Regions from separate parts of the Mus musculus genome. Here all the other regions are linked to region 4. Evidence: chromatin loops called from intact Hi-C (ENCODE). Cell type or tissue: heart. All regions are shown on one strand. Each heading gives the region's core, and the rest is flanking DNA. Links, peaks and the distances in the headings are about the cores only. Region 1 overlaps Slc8a1 (solute carrier family 8 (sodium/calcium exchanger), member 1). Region 2 overlaps Slc8a1 (solute carrier family 8 (sodium/calcium exchanger), member 1). Region 3 overlaps Slc8a1 (solute carrier family 8 (sodium/calcium exchanger), member 1). Region 4 has its middle 50 kb from the start of Slc8a1.

Region 1 (5,527 bases), core at 193-5,192, 310 kb before region 4:
GAGATGAACAAGAAGAGGAGAGCTATAACATGTCAATAAAGACTTGCTTCATTCAGATGACTCTGTGGTATCACAAATATCAAAATTGTGAGCAATTAATGAGTTAAAACTTAAACCAGGCCATTTTTCTCTCTCATCTGTGTCTCACATTGAAGCGGTCAGTTTACTGCTTTGGAACATATTTCATAACCAGTGGAAAGTAGTTATTTGATTAAGAGATTGTCACAAATTTTCCCTCTGATGGTGATTATACCATTCACTCCTGAGTCACTACTGGACATGAGTCCTTAGTAGTTCTAGGTTGTTAGAGTCCAAACAAAGGATAATCTTAAAGACTTCCCCCTTTCTTCCTTTCAGTGGGGAATTCCTTTTTGATATTAAGAATTATTTCTTACTTGATGCTATGGCAATCACATTCATTTGAGAACATACTAATTAATCATATTGCTAAATATGCACTGTGAAAGTACAAGGAAGCTATCCCCAAATGCTTGCTTGGATTCCCAGAAATGCTAACACCAGAAGCAAAAACATAAGAAGCAAAGATGTAGCATTAGGACTAAAATAAGATACCAGAGACAGAAGTGAGATCAGTGGACAACTAGGGGGTGAAAAGACTGATAATCAGGACTAACTTCATGTTTCAGAAGGTTCTAAGGAGATCATCCACAGTTTGTGATTATCATAGATTAGAAGAACTCTGAAGCAGGATGCCATGGTCACACATGATTTCAAGAGCCAATTAAGGACAATTAAGAAAGTGTGTAAGCTTGCAGTTACAATTTAAGGGAGGAAAAGGCACAATAGCGATTCTTAAAAGTGTTCTTGATGTGAAATGAAAATCAGAGAGGGGCAAATCTGAAATGCGGAGGACTCTCCTACTGTAGCAGCCATTCACACTTCCTGGAGAGCACGGAATAATGAGAGCATTTGTTGCCTTTTCTGTTACCATATGAGGGGTTGGGCTCTGACTTTCAGAACTCCCTGCTCTTCCAGATTGCTCCCTGGCTCCCATTCCCCTTCAGTTTACTTCTTGGAAGGTGTGTTGACCATTCTATGTCTTCTTTCTTGCATGGTCTTGGTCTGATTATAATCTTGCCCTTTTCTTTGTGCAGAGTTAATTTCCTAGAATGGTTTGGTGTCTGTGACATTATCAACCGTTCGAGCCATGTGCAGTTATAAACAGATGGCAAGATATGGACCTGAGACAGGACCTTGTTGGATTTTATTAAGTCTATCATTTACAATAGTGTTTTTTATATTGTTTAATAGAAGTGATATAAATGTATTGGGCACAAAATTATATAATGAACATTTTTTTCTGAAAGAATTAAAGGAAGTGGTGCATAAATTAGTACACACATAATACCATGATTCTATACTCAAAGTTTGATGAAAAAATAGGCAGCAGAAATAAAAGGAATTTTCATAAAATATTCTCCAACAAACTTTGCTTATTGTGGTGGCTTGAATAAGAATTATTCCCAAAGGCTCATATATTTGAATGCTCAGTCACCAGGAAGTGGTAGTATTTGAAAGGATTAAAAGATTTAGGAGGTGGTGTTTAGTTGCAGTGGATTTGGCCTTATTGGAGAAAGTGTTTCACTGGGGGTGGTCTTTCAGGTTTCAAAAGCCCAAATCAAGCTCCTCTTAGCTTTGTCTGCTGCCTAGGGGTCAGGATGTAGCTCTCAGCTACTGCTCAAGTGAAGTGGGATGTGTGCTGCCACAAACCCCTTCATGATGATAATGGGGTATAAACCTCTGAAATGGTAAGCAAGTCCTCAGCTCAATGGTTTTTTTTTTTTTGTTCTTTCCTCCATCATTTCCTTCTCCTTCTCTTCCTCCTTCTCTTCCACCTCCTTCTCCTCTTCCTCCTCCTTCTCTTCCTCCTCCTCCTTCTCCTCTTCCTCATCCTCCTCTTCTACTTCTTTTTTGACAGGATTTCTCAGGCTGGCTGGTCTTGAACTCACAGATTTGCCTGCCTCTGTCTCCTGAGTTCTGGGATTAAAGATGTGTGTCACCACTGCCAGGATTTAGTGCTTTCCTTTATAAGAGTTTCTGTGGTCATGGTGTCTCTTCACAGCAATGGAACAGAGACTGAGACATTTACTCTTGCTTTTTAAACATGTAAAGGTTTTATATATTTAAGTACATATTAGAAGTGTGGGTCAGGCGAGGGAAAGGAATATGGCTCAGAGGGAGATAAACAAGGCAAATAAACCATAGGCAACTTGAGGAAAGACACATGGTGATAGCTCCCTGTTCTGGTGTTTCTCTGGTATGCATTGCTAAACACAATAAAGGAAGCATAGACAGCATAGACTTCTACTCAGAGAACATTTCAAAATCTCAGACTAAGTGACTTGAATTTAAAGCCCCTCGTTGTGCAACAATACTCTTCTACTATTAACTGTAAGTAGAGTTGGTTGGAGTTACTTAAGTGTGGAATATAGGACATGACTTCTGGAAAATAAAGGAAATGTTAATAGTGGTTGACCAAGAAATGTAAAATTAAGTCAGGGACAAGTGCTATTTACAAGTATGTCAGTAGAATGACCACATCTCATTTATACAAGTGAGCTTAAATTCAAACCATTAGTGACCAGAATTTGTGTCACAGAAGATGTTTATACCTTTCAGTATAAAGATGACTAATCTCTTTCTTCTCTACAGGTTTCTCCCTTGAACTGGATAATTTCAGAAAGGATGGTACATTTTTCATGTCAATTTTCCAGGTCTCAAATTTAGCTCGTTTCAACATCAGCATCCATAGGTAACTTATTGTAAAGATCAGAGAGTGTCTCAGGAATGAAACCTGTCAGGAAAGAAGATCTCTTTGGATGTAGATATACTTCCTCCTCATCTGCTACACAGCCCCACAGTCCCCAGTTAAGGGACATGATCTTGTTGAAACTGGACATGTTTGACCAGTAGATGGAGTAAATGTTTTCAAGATAGAACAAGTGATTCCAGGCAACTTGTGCCTGAGATCCAACTGCTATTGCCAATAGTCAAATGTTGAGAATGACTTGCAGTTGTAGCTGATGACTATAATGGATGAGTTGGGTAGTATTTTCCCTCCAGTATTTCATTAAAAGAGAGGTAGAAATTCATGATTACCTTGAGCAGGAGTATCTGAAATGGATAGATATTCATATGCAGAGGCAATTTGGAGTACTATGGGTCCCTCCATTTATTCATAATGTTTCCTATCATCCAGGAAACAATACTGCCCACTCTCCCTCTCACATCATTGATTTTCAAACACGGCCATTTCATTCTGTAGTTTAGCTGTAGTCTGCATGTAGGAGAGAGCATAAGTCTACTTTGAAGACAGTACTAAGGTGAACTGCTTCAGATCTTTCAGGCTGTCAAAGCTTTCTTCTGGCAGAAGCCCCAGGGATATTACACTGGGAATCATTTATCTTGCTTGCTTAGGGTGTTCCAAATTTGCAAGCTATGGCCAATTTCCAGAGATAGCAGAGTAAAAAAACTCTACTTTCCTTAGAGAAATCCAGAAATGACACCGCCTTTCGATGAAATAAATAGGCCATGGAAAGTGAACAGCCACAGAAAATCACTACTAAGTAAAGATCCTCAGAAATTCCAAGTGTTTCAGCCAGAGGTAGGATTGGTGATTGTGTGTCCTAAGCTGCCTGATTTGATAGGTGTTTTCAAGGTGGCATGTGCTCGTGAATCATCACTCTCTGTACATTTTCACATCTAAATATGTACCCACATGCACCTGTAGAGCCTCATGTATTCAAGAACAATGGATGCAATTGCTGGAAGCTGACAGGAAGATAAACAATTTTGGGGGGTCTTGGAATTAGGGGAAGTTTTTCTTATAATCCCTAGTGTTTGATTTCCCCAAGTATCTTCCTCTGTTTCTAGAGTCATCCAGGATATCTCTTTGATCATTTACAGGGAGGGAAGACTACAGAATTCCCTCTAAACCAACGAGTCAAGTTGGGGCATTGTCCTTAATGCTTTCACTCTTCTTGCACATGTATGCTGTCTTTAGAATTCCAGGCCCGTGGTGCTCAGAAGCTGTTTAGATGATTTCTTAGTCACACATTGCCACAGGCCTCATGATGGATCATGTTTATATATGTAGAGGCTTAGAGGAATATCTGGAATGGGAATCTTGGCAGTCGAAAGGCTGGTCTACTTTTGTGGCTCAAGGTCACATCATCTGCATAATCCCACATGATCTCAAGCCCTTGTTTATTATAGACTCTAGGTAGACCCATGGCACAGGTCTCTCACTTCACATAAAACCAATTTGTAAGATTGGCTCCTTAGATGAACTCAAAGGCCAGCTAAGTTAGGTGTTTGTCCCTTGTCCCTCCTCAGACAGATAAGCATATTCCAACCACACTCCATGGTCCTCGCCTCCAAAACCAATGTAAAGTCTCTCTGGTCCTTCAGGGTCCTATCAAACTCTTTGGTTTTGACGTTTGAGCGTTTCCTGAATGAAGGTCTGACAGTGTGTTGATATGTAAGCCTTTCCGACACTTTATTTCTTGATCTGAACTTTTAGTGAGCTGTTATGTTAATGAATCTTCTTTCCATACCTCTAGTTTCTTAGATGGTTCTCTTCTTTTTGTTATTCACATCTGGGTAGCAGCGAGAGGTCATCTTTGGAAAATTTTCTAGTGCTGTTCTTGGTGTTCTTGAGCACAGAGAATTTCTACTTTACAGTAAACCAGAACCCCAAACCTCTACCCTAGGCATACATTAAACTAAATAGAAGATTAACTCACTTCACTCATTATGGCTCCTGAAAACATTACCTTGAATACTATAACCAAAATCTTGATACATAATTCTAATTTCAGCTACTTATATAATATAATTGATAAGCTTATCTAGATTTTTCTATATGGCCAAAGAACTAGGGTTAAAAGGTGAAAAATAGCATTAAGTTACCACGTGATAAACTTGGATTGTGTTCAAGGCCAACATTTCTGTGTTCTGAAATAAAATTATAATTAATATTGTACAGTTTGGAAAACACATTGTGGGAAGGTGTGTCTTTGCATCCAGGCCTCCAAGACCAATCTTAATTAATTAATTAATTAATTAGTCAATCTCAGTAAGGTACTGAAGAGACAAAAAAAAAAAAATCTTCAGAATGCCAGGGGAAGCTGCAGCTAACCTGCAGATCTTTTTAATGCCAGCATGTCATTAATGCAGGTTTCAATTAAGAGCCACTTTGGATCTAAGTTTCAATTATCAATATTGCTTCCCTCTGCTGCTGATTAGAAGACCAGAGTCGGTTGGCTTACATGAAAACAACGCATCTCCTGTCACTGGCTGTGCTTTGCTGAGATAAGCTCATTACAAATTGTGTGTAATTACCACATTGTGAACGAGGGAATGGCAATAAATTAGGTAATCAAAACAGCGTTTTCAAATAAGCTGTAAGCAGCTTAAAAAAATAAAAAAAAAAAAAGAGAGCATTTCTGAATGACAAATTTGGCATGACCAGGTAGGTTAAAATTACCATTGTACATTATTATCT
Region 2 (5,527 bases), core at 117-5,116, 120 kb before region 4:
TCATGATGAATCTTACCTTCCAGTGTAAAATGCATTTGGGAAATGCCGAAAGCTACTATTGATCCCAACTCTATAGTGTACATACACAGTCCTGAATGAGTGCAGGGCAGATCAAGTGCTATGGAGACATTCATGACATTGTTCTATGGCTGTCCTTGCCATAAAATGCTTAGAACATGTTTTACTTGGTCAAAATGACTCAGCTTATTGGTTTTCTAAACCCCTTTACCTCTTTGTGATGACCCCCAAATCCCCTTTCCTCTCCTCGACGAGGTCAGAGGCCAAGCTTCTCCTTCCTCTGCAGTCCAGATCCTATCTTACTCAGCCATGGTATTTCATCTATGAGATCATGGCAAGAAGAACTAAATCCAGAACATGGCTTTTGTAGTCTTTTATTGACCCACAGCTAAGTCATTCAACTGCACAATAGTCTTCACCTTTAAATGCATTTTTATGCTTCTTTGCTGGACACTTAGAAGCATCAAATAGGTATATGTATGTATATATATGTATATATATGCATATGTGTGTGCATGTGTGCATATATATACATATACATATGCATGCACACAAACATACACACACACACACACACACACACACACACACACATACACACATATATACCAGCTTGTCTAGATAATGACATGACAAGTGTTCAACAAATGTGAAATGGCTTGCCTTTCCATGTGTCTTTTACACAACCTGAGTGCTCAGTAGACACCATGGTTGGATTAGTGGAAGGTGGTGAATCACTCACTGGTTGTCTTGCTGTTTTGACTTGATCTCACATTAGATTCAGCAAAGACATTATTTGTAACTTAGTTTGCAATGGCATGGAATCTACAGAGTGATTATCCCATCTTTTAAGATAGCCTCTGATAGAGACATTAATTTTTTCCAAGATCTCTTGAATGTGCAGGGAACTGTTTATCTGAATTGGCATCGAGCAACTGTTGTCTAGGTGACTGGTGGAAAGGTTACAATACAGCGCCTTCAGGATTTTGAGACTGTCAGTCTGCTCTAGAGAAAATACTTTGCCCATTTCTCAGAAGCCTTACAAAGGCTAACTTCTTAAGAAAAGAACCAAAGGTTGCTTCAGGGTAAAACCTTAGTATAGGAATCCACATTTGCCTGCTTCTGGTTTCTCTCCGGTGACTGACCTCTTATTCAAGAGCTCTGCTCCCAGGCCCTTGGCTCCCTACGCTTCCCTATCAGAACAGTCTCAAGAGGGCATTCAGTGGGCAGAAACACAGTTTTAACTCTTCCACTTCCTCTTTGTCTTGCTGTGTCCCAGGTCCTCGGGACTTTTTGAGAGCTGATTGCATAAAGCTTTTCAAATTCACAAATCGACATATACTAATGGCTTGTGTAGATTCACACATAGTATATGTTCACATATTGACATATACTAATGGCTTGTGTAGATTCACACATAGTATATGTTCACATATTGACATATACTAATGGCTTGTGTAGATTCACACAGTATATGTTCACATATTGACATATACTAATGGCTTGTGTAGATTCACACATAGTATATGTTCACATATTGACATATACTAATGGCTTGTGTAGATTCACACATAGTATATGTTCACATATTGACATATACTAATGGCTTGTGTAGATTCACACAGTATATGTTCACATATTGACATATACTAATGGCTTGTGTAGATTCACACATAGTATATGTTCACATATTGACATATACTAATGGCTTGTGTAGATTCACACATAGTATATGTTCACATATTAACATATACTAATGGTTTGTGTAGATTCACACATAGTACCTCTTTGTTGAGCAATACCTCTGCATTTTGTTAGGGATTTGGTCAGAATTCTTCACTCAGATGAGTGACCTTCATACTAATGGTTTCAGATTCTATGTTGGCCAGTGGATAAAGGCTTTGAACCCATGAATGTTTTACCAGACTCAAACAACTTATTATAGATGATGCACTAGCCCTCAGCCACAAAAAGAGTTTCCATGCTTCACTTGTCAGACAGGACATTCCCTTCCTTCTTTGAAAACTGAGCAGGAAGTAAGGATGCCTGTAATTTGAACCTTCTTGTTGCATTCTGGACTAGAAGCACCAAGGACCCAAAAACCAAAGGACAGGTGTAAATGTGAGGGCGAAGCAATCAGATTCCAAACAGAGTTGCCAGGGAAGAGAGCAGTGTGAGCTCTGTGAAATCAAGGCACTCTCTACTTGTGTTCTAAACTCCTTCCGTGAAAGCATACAGTAAGCACTCACCCTGGAAGTCTCCACATCAGACAGTGGGCTGTCACTACTACTCCATGGTTAGTTTAAAGTTTCAACACGATGCACATGTACACATGAGAAGCTAGAGGCTGCAGGAAAGAGAGAGGAAGAATAGAGAAGGGGAAAGAGAGGGATTGCCAGAGGAAGGAGAAAGAGAGGGAGGAGAGGGAGAGAGAGGGAGAGAGAGAGAGAGAGAGAGAGAGAGAGAGAGAGAGAGAGAGAGAGAGAGAGAGATTGAGAGAGAAATAATCCTACTGCATTTAATGAGGCCCCACTGGACTAGCCCTAAGTTTAAATCAAAATCCCAAAGGCAAAAGCTGAAAGCTCACATTTCCCGAGTCTGGTCTATCCCAACGGGTCGGAAAACACCTGACATCTACTTCCCCTACATCTAAGAGACATCTCCCAGGAGCCAGAACCATTTTGTTCAGAGGGAAAAGTGGGAACAGGTAGTGTTGTAACCCACTGGCCTGGTTAGCCTTAGTTGCTACTGAGAATTAGAGCTGGAGAGGTAGACTGTTAAAGGAACAGTGGGGAATCCAGACAGCATCCTGGAATCTAGAGAAAGTCAGGGAAAATACTTGCCACAAGAGGGAGCAGTAGAATTTGGTCAGATAGGTTCCTGGGTAAATGTTCTCACAGGGGAGAAGGGGTTTGCAGTAGACATTGGATCATGAAGTGTGGATGGCAGTGGATGATGTTGAAACACAAGGCACATATCCCTAAGTAGCTGAGATTATCACTTGAACCACGAAATTTTTAACAAAAGCAACGACTGGAAGGAACATATATACAACAGCTCAAGAATATGAAACACGCAACCTGATGTAACATCCTCTTCTCTAAACATGTCTTACTCTATATTTAACTTCCATTCTAGTCTTGTCCTTGCTGATACCTATACCTGCTTCTTGCCTGCATAGCTTTCTCCCTCTACCTTGGGCATCCGAGAGAAAAGACTGGCCTCCTTGAATGGCAACATGAAAACAACACCCTTAAGTCTAAAACTGTGATGTTCACAGTCAAAGGCAAAATACTTTCTTGATGCTGCTGTGTCTTTTAAAATGTTTTTTTTTTCTGTTCATTCTCTTTTTAAAGGAGGAATGCAATTTATAGAAGCCCCAGAGTTCTTCTCATCATTTATTCTGTCCAGGACAGAGATTAAGCACTAAGAGGGAAGGAACCATGCGTTTACTTTGCAAGATAAATAAAAGTCTATTTTCGTCGATAAAAAACATGTTAAATATAGCTCACTAACAAATGCCGCCGCTCTTTTCAACGTAGTTTATTGTTTCAGAACACAGTGAGCTTGAAAGAACAGCTATGGTGATCGGGATTCTTCAGTCCTCAGGGTATCCCTCACCTTCCTTCCCTGTTTTTATTTAGAGTTACAGCACTCACAGTACTATGCTCTTTCCTTCCCTGTCACAGTCAACAGAGTTTCCAGCTATCTCTTAATCTAAATCCACACTGATACTATGGAAACTCTTACGCAGCAACAGTAAGGTCTGCAGACAAGTAAGGCAGCATGAAGCACACAGCCCACCTCTGCCTTTAGTTCACTCCTCTCTTCCCAGCCCTGGCTGATCACTCCGAGGACACTCGCATCCTTTGCTGCCTCTGGTCAGTGTGGCAGTGGATAATGGCTTATCTCTCTTCACCTTTTTTCACTTTCCTCTCACTCTTTTTCTAGAGACCCAGTTCATTTCCAATAAAACACAACAGCCATTTTAAACCGGGGCAGGGGGAGGGGGGAGCAGGCCTCTCTTTATAGGGTAGATCTTATTTAAAGTGCCCAGAAATCCAAATGGAACACTTTATTGAAGCAGGCAGAAATTTGTAAAATGGCTTAAGAAAGCCCATCTCACTGAAAGCAGTGGTCCTTCACTGCCAACTCCCTCACACAAGCCCAAAGATGGAGCAGGCTCCTTCCTTTCTTCCTTCCTTCCTTCTGCTTTCACACACCAGGCTAACCTTCGCAAATTAAGCAAGTTTAGCAAACCCAGAGAGCAAAATCCTGGTAACACAGGATTTGAAAGAGGAACCTAAAAAGGCAGCCATCCTTCTTCCGGCTTTCTGTTCTTAACAAATGAATGAAGAATCTAGATTCATCCCACTCCCACTCCCCCTTTTTTTTTCTGCAGAAGAGCTCTAAGAGAGGAGGTGTGTGTGTGGTGTGTACTTTGTGTGTGTGTACTTTGTGTGTGTGTGTGTACTTTGTGTGTGTGTGTGTACTTTGTGTGTGTGTGTGTGTGTGTGTGTGTGTGTGTGTATTAGTGGGGCATACTTTCAGAATTTCCTCCAGGTTGCCTCCCCCTCCTCACTCCCCCACAGCCCCCTTCAGAAATCTTCACCCAGCAGGCAGCTCCTGGGCTGTAGATGTTGTTCAGCTGTTCCTATGTGATGTACTCGGGCAGTCCTTTGAAGCAGATCTGATCAGAAATCCCCTCCTCCTCAGCTGCTGGCTCCATGACCAGGATGCCTGAACTGTCTTTAGCTCATCTGTCATTTTTTTTTTAAAAAGCTTCTTCCACTACACCTCCCACTGATATCCTTTTTTCCTCGTTTTAGTCTTTACACCTCCAACAGGACAAAGTTTGTGTTGTTATGTTCACAACCACTAGTGGCTGACTAGCAGAGAGCCAGAGAGTGCCTTTCAGGGAGCCAGGCTAAGGGGGAAAGGGGGGTGGGGTGGGGAGGGTTAAAACCATACCTAACACAAAAAGCATGACTTTCTGCCCAGGATCACAGACAGCATGCATATGCTCTCCCAAAAATGCTTTGTTAAACTGGATCACTGCTGCTCTTCACTCAAGCACTGCCACTCTATTTCGGAAGAAAAGTAGGAAATGCAAGCAAGTCATTCATTAGACAGAATCTATGGGTCTACAGGGGAGGGCTAGTGTGTGTGTGTGCGCGCGCGCGTGTGTGTGTGTGTGTGTGTGTGTGTGTGTCCGGGGGGTGGGGTGCAAGCACGCACATATGTTGCATTTTTTAAGGCATCTCCAGGATAGATTTGGTTTCTCTGCCTGACCTGCTGTAAGACCTCCCTCTTCCTCAAGAAGGAGGAGCCAAGAAGGAGGTCCTTGAATCTCAGAACACAGGCCATTTCCCCAAGAGCCAGCCATAGCCTCGGTGTCAAATAATGCGACTGTGAAGTTCCCTTTGAATCTCTGGGTAAAGACGCCTGTGTGTGCAGAATCCGCAACACACACCAAGGCACGGTGCCCAGGCGCTGGGATCCTACAGCC
Region 3 (5,527 bases), core at 329-5,328, 130 kb before region 4:
TTATTTATTTATTTATTTATTTATCCATCCATTAATTAATTAATTAATTCATTCATTCATTGCAGGGACTCATTCCTGGTTCCTAGAGTCAGGATTAGCACATAAAAGATGTGCAGCTCATACTTACTGGATGAATAAAATGATTCTCATAAGCTCCTGAGCTGACTCAACAAATCTCTAGTGCTGTATCAGAAGCTGGCAACTGGGTCTGGGCACCTGCACTTAAAAATATTCACTATGTGAAATGGATGTGCCCTCCATAAGCAGAGGTCAGCATCAGGAAGAAAACCAATAGCAGTGTCAGCCAGAAGAGAGGAAATTAGTTATACAGGCTCATTGCAAAGAATCTCACGTTGGAAAGGGTGGCTTCTAGCTTGGACAAAGGGTCTTCTTCCACAGCCTGGGGTTCCAGGTGGTCTCATGATTTCCTATCCCAGGTCTGGTTTGCTGACTGAAAGCTGTTGAGCATATCAAACCCTGTAAGCCTACTTTATTATTATTATTATTATTATTATTATTATTATTATTATTATTATTATTCCCTTCCCTTTCAATGGAAATCAAAGACATCCAATCAAGTCTTTCCCTACCCATGCCATGCTAGAGGCCCTAAACAAGGGAAGAAAATTTAAATGTAAATATGTTAACTCTGCATGCCAATGGGAATATGTGAGAAAGAAGAAGAAAGTGGAAAAGAAAGAAGAGGACACAGAGAGGGAGTCAGAGAAAAGACACTGATCTGGATGGAGTCCTAGTCAGTAAGGACCGACTTGAAGGTTACTAAACCTGGGCCTTGCAGCGGATGTCATGACTCTACTTGTGGAAATAATGACGACAAAGGCTGGAATAACTGATTGAGCATGACCTACACACACATACACACACACACACACACACACACACACACACACACACACACACACACACACACACGAGAGAGAGAGAGAGACAGACAGACAGACAGACAGACAGACAGACAGACAGAGAGAATCAATTCCTTTTTCTCCATGTCCCTGAGCTTTCTGTCAATAGGGAGGTTTGTGTTATCATTCTTATTTTACAAATTAGAAAAGTATAATACATAGGTTAGAATAGTCATTGAAAAAGGTCATTTGACTTTAAATGATGTAGTGAGGATTTTTTTTTAACATGAGCTCTTGGCATCAGCTCACAGTGAGTTCTGTTGACTTCCACAGCAGGTTTATAATACAATTGTATGAAGGCAAACAACTCTGTGTTTAGATACTTGGTGTTGAATAAGCTCTTGGCCAGCCTTTCTTTCCATATGATGACATGCGTGTATATTGCTTTATCTCTAAGCTTTCTAGGTTTTCACTCCTCTCTCCTTCCTCGCCATCCTCTAAGGAGAAATTTTGCAATTTGAGGGAGGAGGGAGGGTGGTCATCATCCGAAGTCTAAAGACCATGATCTTTCCAAAGTCATGTAGCACACTCCAGGGTTTAGCGGGATGGAAGGCAGCAAAACTGACATAAAGGAAATGGGTAGCTGGCAGGTGGAAACTGGTATAGAATTTTGTCATAACAAGTCAATACTATATTATTAATAAACCACAACTTATTCAAGGATATCAGTGCAGCTCACAAATTCATTACCTTGCAGTTAAGTCTTATTTTAAAAACTTAAACTGGTCAAGAATAAAACAAAACAAAACAAAACAAAAACAAAAAAACAAATAAACAAACAAAACCCAACCCTGCAAGAACAACATATTGTTCATGGCTTCACTGACCAAGTTTCTCTTAATCACTCAGATGTGCCAAACACTTAAATGTTGTGTGGCAAGGATCTCTCTCCAATGTAGTTAACGCTCACTAGGGTGTTACTGAAGTCAAGTTATGAATCTCCTTTCTAGAAGATGAACCTCTTCCATTATTAGATTTCAGAAGAGGAGAGACTCACTGGGCATTTCAACAGTGTGACTGAACACTCAAGTGGACAATCTAGAAGTTCCCAGATTCATGCACTCAATCCACAACTTTAGAAACCTCAGACCATTGCACCTCTGGCCCTATATCAGGGTATTTTAAGGGTAAGGGAGCCAAGTGCTTGGAAACCTAACCTTTGTATTCTTAGATTCTTCCAAAGCCCTTCTGGTTGACAATAGTAACTACTTCAATGAAAATTTTCTTATCTGCACATTAAGAAGAAATAAGAGCCTTTCTTTGATAGTTGATTTTATACGCTGGAAAAGAAAGAATGAAGTCTTATGTGTGCTTCTATGTGTAAGTCATTTAAAGGAGAGAGATTTTCTAGCAAAACCATTTGCCATCCTAGACTGGAGACATTTAACCTTCAGAAATGTGGGGTGATGAGATCAACCACTCAATAAGGTGCTTGTCAGGCAAGAATGAAGACCAGAGTCTGGATCCCAATAACCCACTTAATACCCCTATAAGCATACCAGTCTGCTTTAATTCATGTACTGTGGAGGTAGGTGCATAGGATGCCCCAAACAAGCTGGATAGCTAGTCTAGCCCACTGGTGATCTCTGGGAGACTTTTCCTTGGAGCAATTGAGAATGACGCCTGATGTCAACTTCAGGCCTCCGCACTCAGTATAGAACTCTGAAGAAAAGTCCATAAAGGAAAGAACCTAAAAGAGAAGAAATCTCTCTAATACACAGAAGGAAAAAAATCTGAGAGGAACGTATGTTGGGAATAATGACAGGTATGTAGGTCTCTACAACTTCCCTTCACTCAAAAATTATCCAGAGATAAAAGAATGCAGGTACCTGGGCCATATCTTAAGATACACAGTGGATAGAGTTGCAATGTTCCTGCACACACAGGCAGTTCTAAGATAGTGCAGTATTGGCACTATTCCTTAAAACAACCTGGAATAAGGGCCAGACAGGAAGAATAGGAAAAGCTGAGTGAAATCCAGCAAGGACTCTGAGGCAGGTGCATCTGCAGGATCACATACTCAGGAGAACACTTAATTAAGGAAGTGGAACTAACTTAGTGCCAGAGCATTGGAGGGCAGTCATGTGCTATGTATATCGTTACAACACTGGTGTGGGGGAAAAATGTATCACATGGCTTTGCCTCTTACAGACTGAGATGGGACCCCTTGCAGGATTAAAATAGGAAGGGCCTTCAGGACTATGTTGGTCAGGAGGTGGAAGATGAGAGGCTGAGGGGAAATGGAGTGAAAGAGAAACACTCATGGGGGATCGTCAAAGGGGGAGATGAAGGCACCGAGTCATTTACAAAGCTCCTAATTCATAATCTTGCTGCACATTAGTTCTCCCTCTCTAAGCAGAAAAAGGCTGGGATTGCTGGATGCTATAGCAATACCTGGCCAAAATCAAGAAAAATGGAGTTTCCAGACACAAACCCTAAAAACTAGAAGTTGAAATATGCAGGACCATAAACTCTAGATCAGATTTGAGTAGTGGGGGGAAAATCTACATTCTTTAAAATATAGGCTTTTCATAGGTGCTACCTATTTACCTGACTCTTACACTCCAGAGCTGATCTTTGAGCTGTATAGTAGCTCCCTTTGCTTTCTAGTGTGCCTCTTGGAACTGGGAAGCTTAGCTTTATAATTCAATTTCAGGATAAATGATACCAGAACATCTGAAATTATTTGTTTTGTCAATGTATATTTTTATAATGAAAATGGTGGTGAAATGAATTGAGTCTGGTGAATTTAACAAGCTGATCCCCCCGCTTCATCTTCAAGTGAAAACTTTCTTAGGAGATACACTTCATCACTGAACGTAAGTCTTTTTCCTCTTTGGTATCAAAACTCAATCCACAGACAAATTCTCCTGAGAACAGCAGAAGTGGGAAGCAAAAAAGAAATAATATATATTTCTTTTATAAATATATATATATATGTATATATGTATATATGTGTATATCATAAATGATAGATAATCAAATGCAGAAATACTTCCTTTATGTAACTCTCCTGTCAATATTCTATATTACAGTTTAGGAAAGTTCCCGAAGGAATGATTAATAGCTTGCCTCTAAAACCATGCACAAATCAAAACAACCCTGAGATTCCACCTCACACCAGTCAGAATGGCTAAGATCAAAAATTCAGGTGACAGCAGATGCTGGCGTGGATGTGGAGAAAGAGGAACACTCCTCCATTGTTGGTGGGATTGCAGGCTTGTACAACCACTCTGGAGATCAGTCTGGCGGTTCCTCAGAAAACTGGATATAGTACTACCGGAGGATCCAGCAATACCTCTCCTGGGCATATATCCAGAAGATGCCCCAACTGGTAAGAAGGACACATGCTCCACTATGTTCATAGCAGCCTTATTTATAATAGCCAGAAGCTGGAAGGAACCCAGATGCCCCTCAACAGAGGAATGGATACAGAAGATGTGGTACATCTACACAATGGAGTACTACTCAGCTATTAAAAAGAATGAATTTATGAAATTCCTGGCCAAATGGATGGACCTGGAGGGCATCATCCTGAGTGAGGTAACACATTCACAAAGGAACTCACACAATATGTACTCACTGATAAGTGGATATTAGCCCAAAACCTAAGATACCCAAGATATAAGATACAATTTCCTAAACACATGAAACTCAAGAAAAAGGAAGACTGAAGTGTGAACACTATGCCCCTCCTTAGAAGTGGGAGCAAAACACCCTTGGAAGGAGTTACAGAGACAAAGTTTGGAGTTGAGATAAAAGGATGGACCATGTAGACACTACCATATCCGGGGATCCATCCCATAATCAGCTTCCAAATGCTGACACCATTGCATACACTAGCAAGATTATGCTGAAAGGACCCTGATATAGCTGTCTCTTGTCAGAGTATGCCTGGGCCTAGCAAACATAGAAGTGGATGCTCACAGTCGGCTATTGGATGGATCACATGGCCCCCAATGAAGGAGCTAGAGAAAGTACCAAAGAAGCTAAAGGGATCTGCAACCCTATAGGTGGAACAACATTATGAACTAACCAGTACCCCGGAGCTCTTGACTCTAGCTGCATATGCATCAAAAGATGGCCTAGTCGGCCATCACTGGAAAGAGAGGCCCATTGGACACGCAAACTTTATATGCCCCAGTACAGGGGAACGCCAGGGCCATAAAAGGGGAGTGGGTGGGTAGGGGAGAGGGGGTGGGTGGCTATGGGGGACTTTTGGTATAGCATTGCAAATGTAAATGAGCGAAATACCTAATAAAAAATGGAAAAAAAAAAAAAATAAAACCATGCACAAATCCACACAGAAGCAGTAAAATTTCAAAAAGTAAGTCAGCTTGAAGAGGAACTTGTCAGCTCTTATTATTCAACAAAATAAGTGGAGTGTTGGTGGCCTGTGGGAAAACAAAAATGTTTTACACAGATCCTTGAGCGGTTTATGAAGCACACATGCTCCCTGTGGCATGGCATAGGGCATGCAGTATGCGTGCCCTTCAATTCAGCCACACGTGTTTATCTTGGGAAATTTGCTTAAATACCAGCTGAAGGGTTACCGTTTTGTTAGGGAAGCTGTTGAAGCTACTTTCTTATTGCCTTTTTCTGAT
Region 4 (5,527 bases), core at 346-5,345:
CAGAGCAGGAATTAAGTTTCCTGGTTGGCTTGAAATTGATTTTTCTATGTCCTGTGGTTAGAGAATGTGGTATATTCAAGCAATAGGGGTTTGTTTGTTTGTGTTTGTTTTTGTTTTTGTTTTTATTCATGTAGTTATGATGGCAATAAAGGGCAATGTCAGTATCCTGTGCTGTTTGGAGACCTCTGAGTCCTCCATACCAATAGTTTGTAGTAACATGTCCCATTTTTTAAACTGTAGTTTTATTTAATAATCCATGCATTTTAGGAGTAACATTGTCTACCAAAGCAGGAAAATTCCATTTAAAAAGGGTTCTGTTTTTTTTAAAGTTGTATTTTGAAACGAGTGTAATAACTAGTAGATTTCCCTAAAGCTTTTTCATAGATTCTTACTTGTTGTTAAGCTTCTCACTATTACCCCTTTCCCATTAAACCTTGGGCTCATGGGCAGGACTGGTTGGCCGGCCATGAGGTGTAATGATCCACTGCTACCACCTTCTAGCACTGGGGAATCCAGACACACGCTGCATCTGGCTTTCACATGTGTACCCTGGATCTGAACTCAGGTCTGTGGGCTTACATGGCAAGTGCTTGTCCACCAACTGGCCTCTCTCCCTTACCTATTTTTTTCTTTCATTTTCTCTGTTCAGAAAGTTTGAAAAGTTTAGAAAGTTAAACTAGTTCAAACCCAACACCCGAAGATTTAATATTTCAGTTACCATTATTTGTTCTGAGATCTCTTTATTACTAGATGTTCTCCACATAGTTAAGCAAGCCTAATTTTGGATGAAAGGGTAACTATTGTCAGTTTAAAGTTAAGAACACTAAGTTAGCCGAAGAGTCTGTTCTCAAGAAATCCTCAGACAGATGGATGATATGGGTGTTCTGGATATATAAGCATTGTCAACTATAGAATAGATAACCCCAAAGACACAGTGTTCAGTGTATTCACAAAAGTAGGCCACAGAGATGACTAACAATCTCAACCACAAAAGGTAAAAAGCAGTCACTTAGGGCAAGAATTTAGAACAGGAAAACAAATGAAGATAGGAAGGATATGCCAAGACTGCCATGTTCTGAGAATGTTGTGGGTGGAGTTTGGGGTGGTTAGATAAAGTATTAATCTTTTCCTGTGTCCATCTAACTTGATTGAGCTGTGGATTCTAAGATATACTAAAGCTTCTGGATTTGCATTTGGCCAAGTAGTTGCAGCAATAAGGTGGTCAGTTTACAGCCTGCAGCTTCCTGTTGGATAGACCATCTTTACAAACTTAAGTGCATCTAGTCAAGACATTTTTAATAGTTAGAAAAGTTGAGGCAAGGGAAGTTTCTGAAATAGGTACTGGAAGTCAGATATGGAGTTCTTTTGTCTTCTATGGGCTTTCGCCTTGACTCTGTAGACAAGAGGGCCAGGGAAGGAATTTAAAGAAGAATGTGACTAAAGCAGAATGAGAGTACTTATTCTTCCTAGCAGTGCATGGAATAAGTTAAGAGACTTTCGCAAGTAAATCAGTACAGCAAGAGGCTGTCTGTCCGTGTTAAAAGAACAAGTGGTTGATGCTCTAGAGACTCTTGTGAAATGTGACAGGCAGGGATTGCTGTTGATTGGGATCAAATTGTGGCAGAGATTGCTTAGAAGGTCAGTCAACTCTGAAGGTTAGCATGATGTTATCAATGATGACTAATTAGCAGTTCACTAGAAATCCATGTCTGACCGTTAAGATTTCAAGTGTCCGACTTCAAGATATAGCAGAGTGCAGTTCTGATAGAAAGGTAAGTCGCATAGCGGCAAAACTCAGGTGGTAGCCTTTCCATTGCCAGCATCCTCCAGGCCCTAACTTCAGGGGCCTTTTACCATTCTGAGTGGTGTTGGATTTCAACAGGGTCAACAGAATGAACTATTTTATGACTCATCCTGCTAATCACAATCTATACTCCCTGGTAAATTAATGGGCTTTATTAGTAGTATATTGTTATTCACTGGTAAAGAGTTCCAAAGTTAGAGCAACAATACATCCCTTAAGATGACAACAATAATTGCTAATCACATAAAAAATGTTTACCAGACAGAAGCCCAGTAATGGAGGTTCTAGCCATAATCCCTTAAACCAAATACAATTTCTAATGATTTTTTTTATTACAATACAGAGGATGGTTGCAGATTAACAAACAGGCTTCATGTTCAAGTTCCACATCTCCATATTCCCTGCTCTAAACTTGTGGTTTTCAAAAATTATTGATGCCTAGGTCTACCTTCAGAGAGTTTTTGCTCAATTTCTTCTAGTGTAGCTCAGTGTCCCCAAAGATCCCTTGGCAAGTCTAACTACAAGAAAAGATGCAAACTCTTGCTTGCTTAAACCGCATGGCTTCACTAATTTCCCCTCGGGAACATACTGACCACTTGACTCAATCTCAATGGCTCCCCCTGCAGTTCAGTTCAGATAACATACGCCAGCGGCTGTGCCTAAACACTAATGCTCAAATTTAAGTTTTAGTAAATTTATTTAATGGCTGTATTTCTTGAAAAAAAATCACATCTTGGAATTTTTTTCTTTTAGAATCATGTTATGGATTTTTTAATCACATAATCTTATACTCATCAAAATAACCATAATCATATTTACTTGATTCATTATGCATATAATAAGTTAAAAGGATTACAGATACTAAATGCCTCAAATTTAGAATGCAGTATTATGGGGGCATTCCTCAGAACTACGTTGTTGGGGGTGCTGGGAAGGAAACAGCCATGGATGGAGCGGAATCAGCACGGACAGTCAGTGCCATTGCTTGCAGTTTTCACAGTGCTTTGGGGAAGCTTCTGGCGTCATATGCTTATGAGAAGACTGTAGAAAGTTCCAGGACAACTAGAATAGGTAGGGGCCTCATGGGAAAAAACCACAACACTTAAATGAAAATAGGTTCAGGACAGAGCTAGGATGAAAGGTCTTGTGGAGTTAGCTCTCCTTTAGACATAAGAAGGGCGGCACAGTCCCTGTGCCACCCCATGCATTAAAAACTGGGGATGAGGGCAGTAGGGCCTAAGAAGTGCACTAAATTCTGTATTAATGGAAAGACATTCATAGAGATTGAAGACATAACTGAGCTAGCTAGATGTTTTACCAGCTATTTGACCTTGGATCAAATAATTCGCCCTTGAAATTATGGTTGCTTTTCTGTTAAAGGGTGTTGTAAACTGAGTTCCTAAATGTGAGAATACCTAGCTTAGAGGTGATCTACTAACCTCCACCCATCTGTGTTCACCATGGCTGGAACCCAGTCCTTAGGGAAGTACAGAGGGTCTGGTGATGGCTGCCATAGTGATATAGAACGTCAAGAAACTGAGCCAGTCTGGGAACTCATCACCATACCAAGACTTGACTTTGCCACTGAAGCCACAGTTTCACATGCTAAGTTCCATGTGTTTGCACAGGAGGAACCAGCTTGGTAACCTTACAGCTAGCTTCTTACTCAACAGGAATAACTCAGTCTGGCCTGCCCCAAGACAGGCAGCAGGAGCCTGATGCTCAGTAGGGGCTCATCAGGAAAAGCACTGGCTTCACTTACTTCAGCTTTTAATGTCATTGCCTGGGTTTCCATTTAATTAAGAAGGCTGACCTTTAGAGAGCAGTTTTCCCCCCTTCCTTTAGCTTAGCTTACTATGATCCTAATGGGAACTGAAAATCCGATGCTAAAGAAGGCCACATTTTCCTTGATAAGGCCAACACATTGTCCCTCTCCATACAAAGGCATTTAATAGGCATCATTATGGAGGCATAAGCCAAAATCCCTTCCAAATAAATCTGACCTCAAGCTGTTGAGTAGGTGGCAAGAACATGAAGTTGATGATAAGCCCTAACTGAACGTGCATCAGAAAGGACAGCCCATCCAGCCAAGAGCCGGGCCCTCTGGAATGAATATCCTTATAATGAGCCTTATCTAACACAAATTGAAGTTAAATTCTTACTTAATCATTTAAACCCTTTGGCTGAGGGAAGCAGTCACTTAAAACCTTGATCATCTACAGCATGCGGTATGGTCTATACACATTGGCCAAAAGAACCTTGGCAAAGGACAGTGATGACCTTGGTATAGGGTGTTCTGTACTCACCAATGTTGTCCTCTAGAATGCCAGACGGATAGGGATCTTCATGCACAGGTGACATCTGGAGACAAGCTGGCCTCCTCTCTGCAAGCTCTGGCAAGCCAGTCTCTGTGAGAGAGAGACCTCTGCCTGAGAGGTTCAACCTGACTCTTGGGTGTGGCAACTGTGTTCTTTATCGTTTGGCATCTGAATGAGACTCTTCCTAAATAGCTGGCTCTTGATCACACCTCGGGGCTTGATGACTCAGTATAGCACTCTTACCAGGTGCCCAGCACCTATCAGTGACTGCCCATTCAGAATGTGACAAACTATATGGCCATTGTAACTAGCAAGAAGATTCCTCCAAGTCTCACCCACCTGTAAGTAGTTTCTCTATGACAGACTACTGATAATTTATGGACAGGTGAAACGAGGTAATACCATGTCTATTTGAAAGAACCCCTGGCTCCACAGAGATGCTGAAATTTGTGTTTCTGCAACTGTGAGAATGTATGTTCTCATACTTTATACCTATAATGAGATTTACTGGAAAAGGAGAAGACTTTAATTCTCTGCTTGCAAGATGTTGCCAAGAATCATTAAATTAAAAAAAATGAGACTACAGAAAAATAAATACAGTATAAATGGCTCTCTAAACAAATGGTCCTTGGTAAGGTCGACATTACGTTGTACCCACTGGTTCTGTCTGTGTTATAGTGATAGCAAATTAGCATTGCTTCTCCAGGTATATTCCACTGAATGAAAAGACAGCAGATTCCTCACTTCATTAATCTAATATTCTTGTTCCAGGTGTTAGTATAACTTTAAATGAAGAAAATGCTGAAGAACAACTAGGTAATACTTCACAGCAGTTCCCTCTACCTTCCTAGCAATCACCCTTTCCTTGGAAAATGTCAATCCATTATAATTATTTGCGTTGGAGGTTACATAATTGGCCACATACCTGAATGAGCTGTGGGAGAGAAATTCTATAAACAAAATTGTTTCTGTGTACTTATTGATGTTCAACACATACACAAAGCAAAACATTGGGGGGGGAGAGAGAGAGAGAGAGAGAGAGAGAGAGAGAGAGAGAGAGAGAGAGAGAGAGAGAGAGAGAGAGACTTATCACTGGCATATACCTATCCTCTCATAATAACAAAGTCAAGATTTAGGTCATATCTTGTTTTTTATCTTTGTCTACCGAAGAGTCCTTCCTCCACTTTATAGCTCATTATACACAGAAAATATAATTCAAGGTCAAATACCAATGTTTATCATATGCTATTCAGTTTTATGATAGGAGTATCATGAAAGTTTATTTTATTGAGCTGGCATTAGAAAAATAAAACTCATTCACAGAGGAGTCTAGCTAGAGGTGAGCCTGTCTTCTAGAGGGGCCTGTACACAGAATCGTATGAAGGCTTCAACTTCAATTTTTTTT

Evidence for each region. Hi-C counts contacts between places; a loop is a spot of excess contacts. Peaks named below come from ENCODE experiments on the same cell type or tissue, not always from the same donor. Only the 100,000 strongest peaks of a DNase experiment are listed, where the experiment ranks them.
Region 1: it touches region 4 in a loop (6-fold over the local background); 13 of 42 quality-filtered maps call a loop at or near these places.
Region 2: a loop joins it to region 4, with 2.7 times the contacts of the local background. A loop is called at or near these places in 13 of 42 quality-filtered maps.
Region 3: a loop joins it to region 4, with 3 times the contacts of the local background. A loop is called at or near these places in 12 of 42 quality-filtered maps.

What each region holds. Positions count from the first base shown.
Region 1 is chr17:81,474,695-81,480,221 of GRCm38, forward strand. The region is part of intron 2 of Slc8a1 (solute carrier family 8 (sodium/calcium exchanger), member 1); the gene reads right to left. Among named protein-coding and RNA genes, the nearest start is that of Gm33944, 190 kb to the left of the region's middle. In heart, for the core only: a CTCF peak has its summit at 2,928 (motif pointing right); no DNase peak of the experiment used is centred there.
Region 2 is chr17:81,663,891-81,669,417 of GRCm38, forward strand. All of the region lies in intron 1 of Slc8a1 (solute carrier family 8 (sodium/calcium exchanger), member 1), which reads right to left. Among named protein-coding and RNA genes, the nearest start is that of Slc8a1, 72 kb to the right of the region's middle. In heart, for the core only: a CTCF peak has its summit at 2,863 (motif pointing right); no DNase peak of the experiment used is centred there; H3K4me3 peaks cover 415 bases.
Region 3 is chr17:81,655,034-81,660,560 of GRCm38, forward strand. The region is part of intron 1 of Slc8a1 (solute carrier family 8 (sodium/calcium exchanger), member 1); the gene reads right to left. Among named protein-coding and RNA genes, the nearest start is that of Slc8a1, 81 kb to the right of the region's middle. In heart, for the core only: no CTCF peak of the experiment used is centred there; no DNase peak of the experiment used is centred there.
Region 4 is chr17:81,785,150-81,790,676 of GRCm38, forward strand. No RefSeq gene overlaps it. Among named protein-coding and RNA genes, the nearest start is that of Slc8a1, 50 kb to the left of the region's middle. In heart, for the core only: a CTCF peak has its summit at 2,435 (motif pointing left); no DNase peak of the experiment used is centred there; H3K27ac peaks cover 942 bases.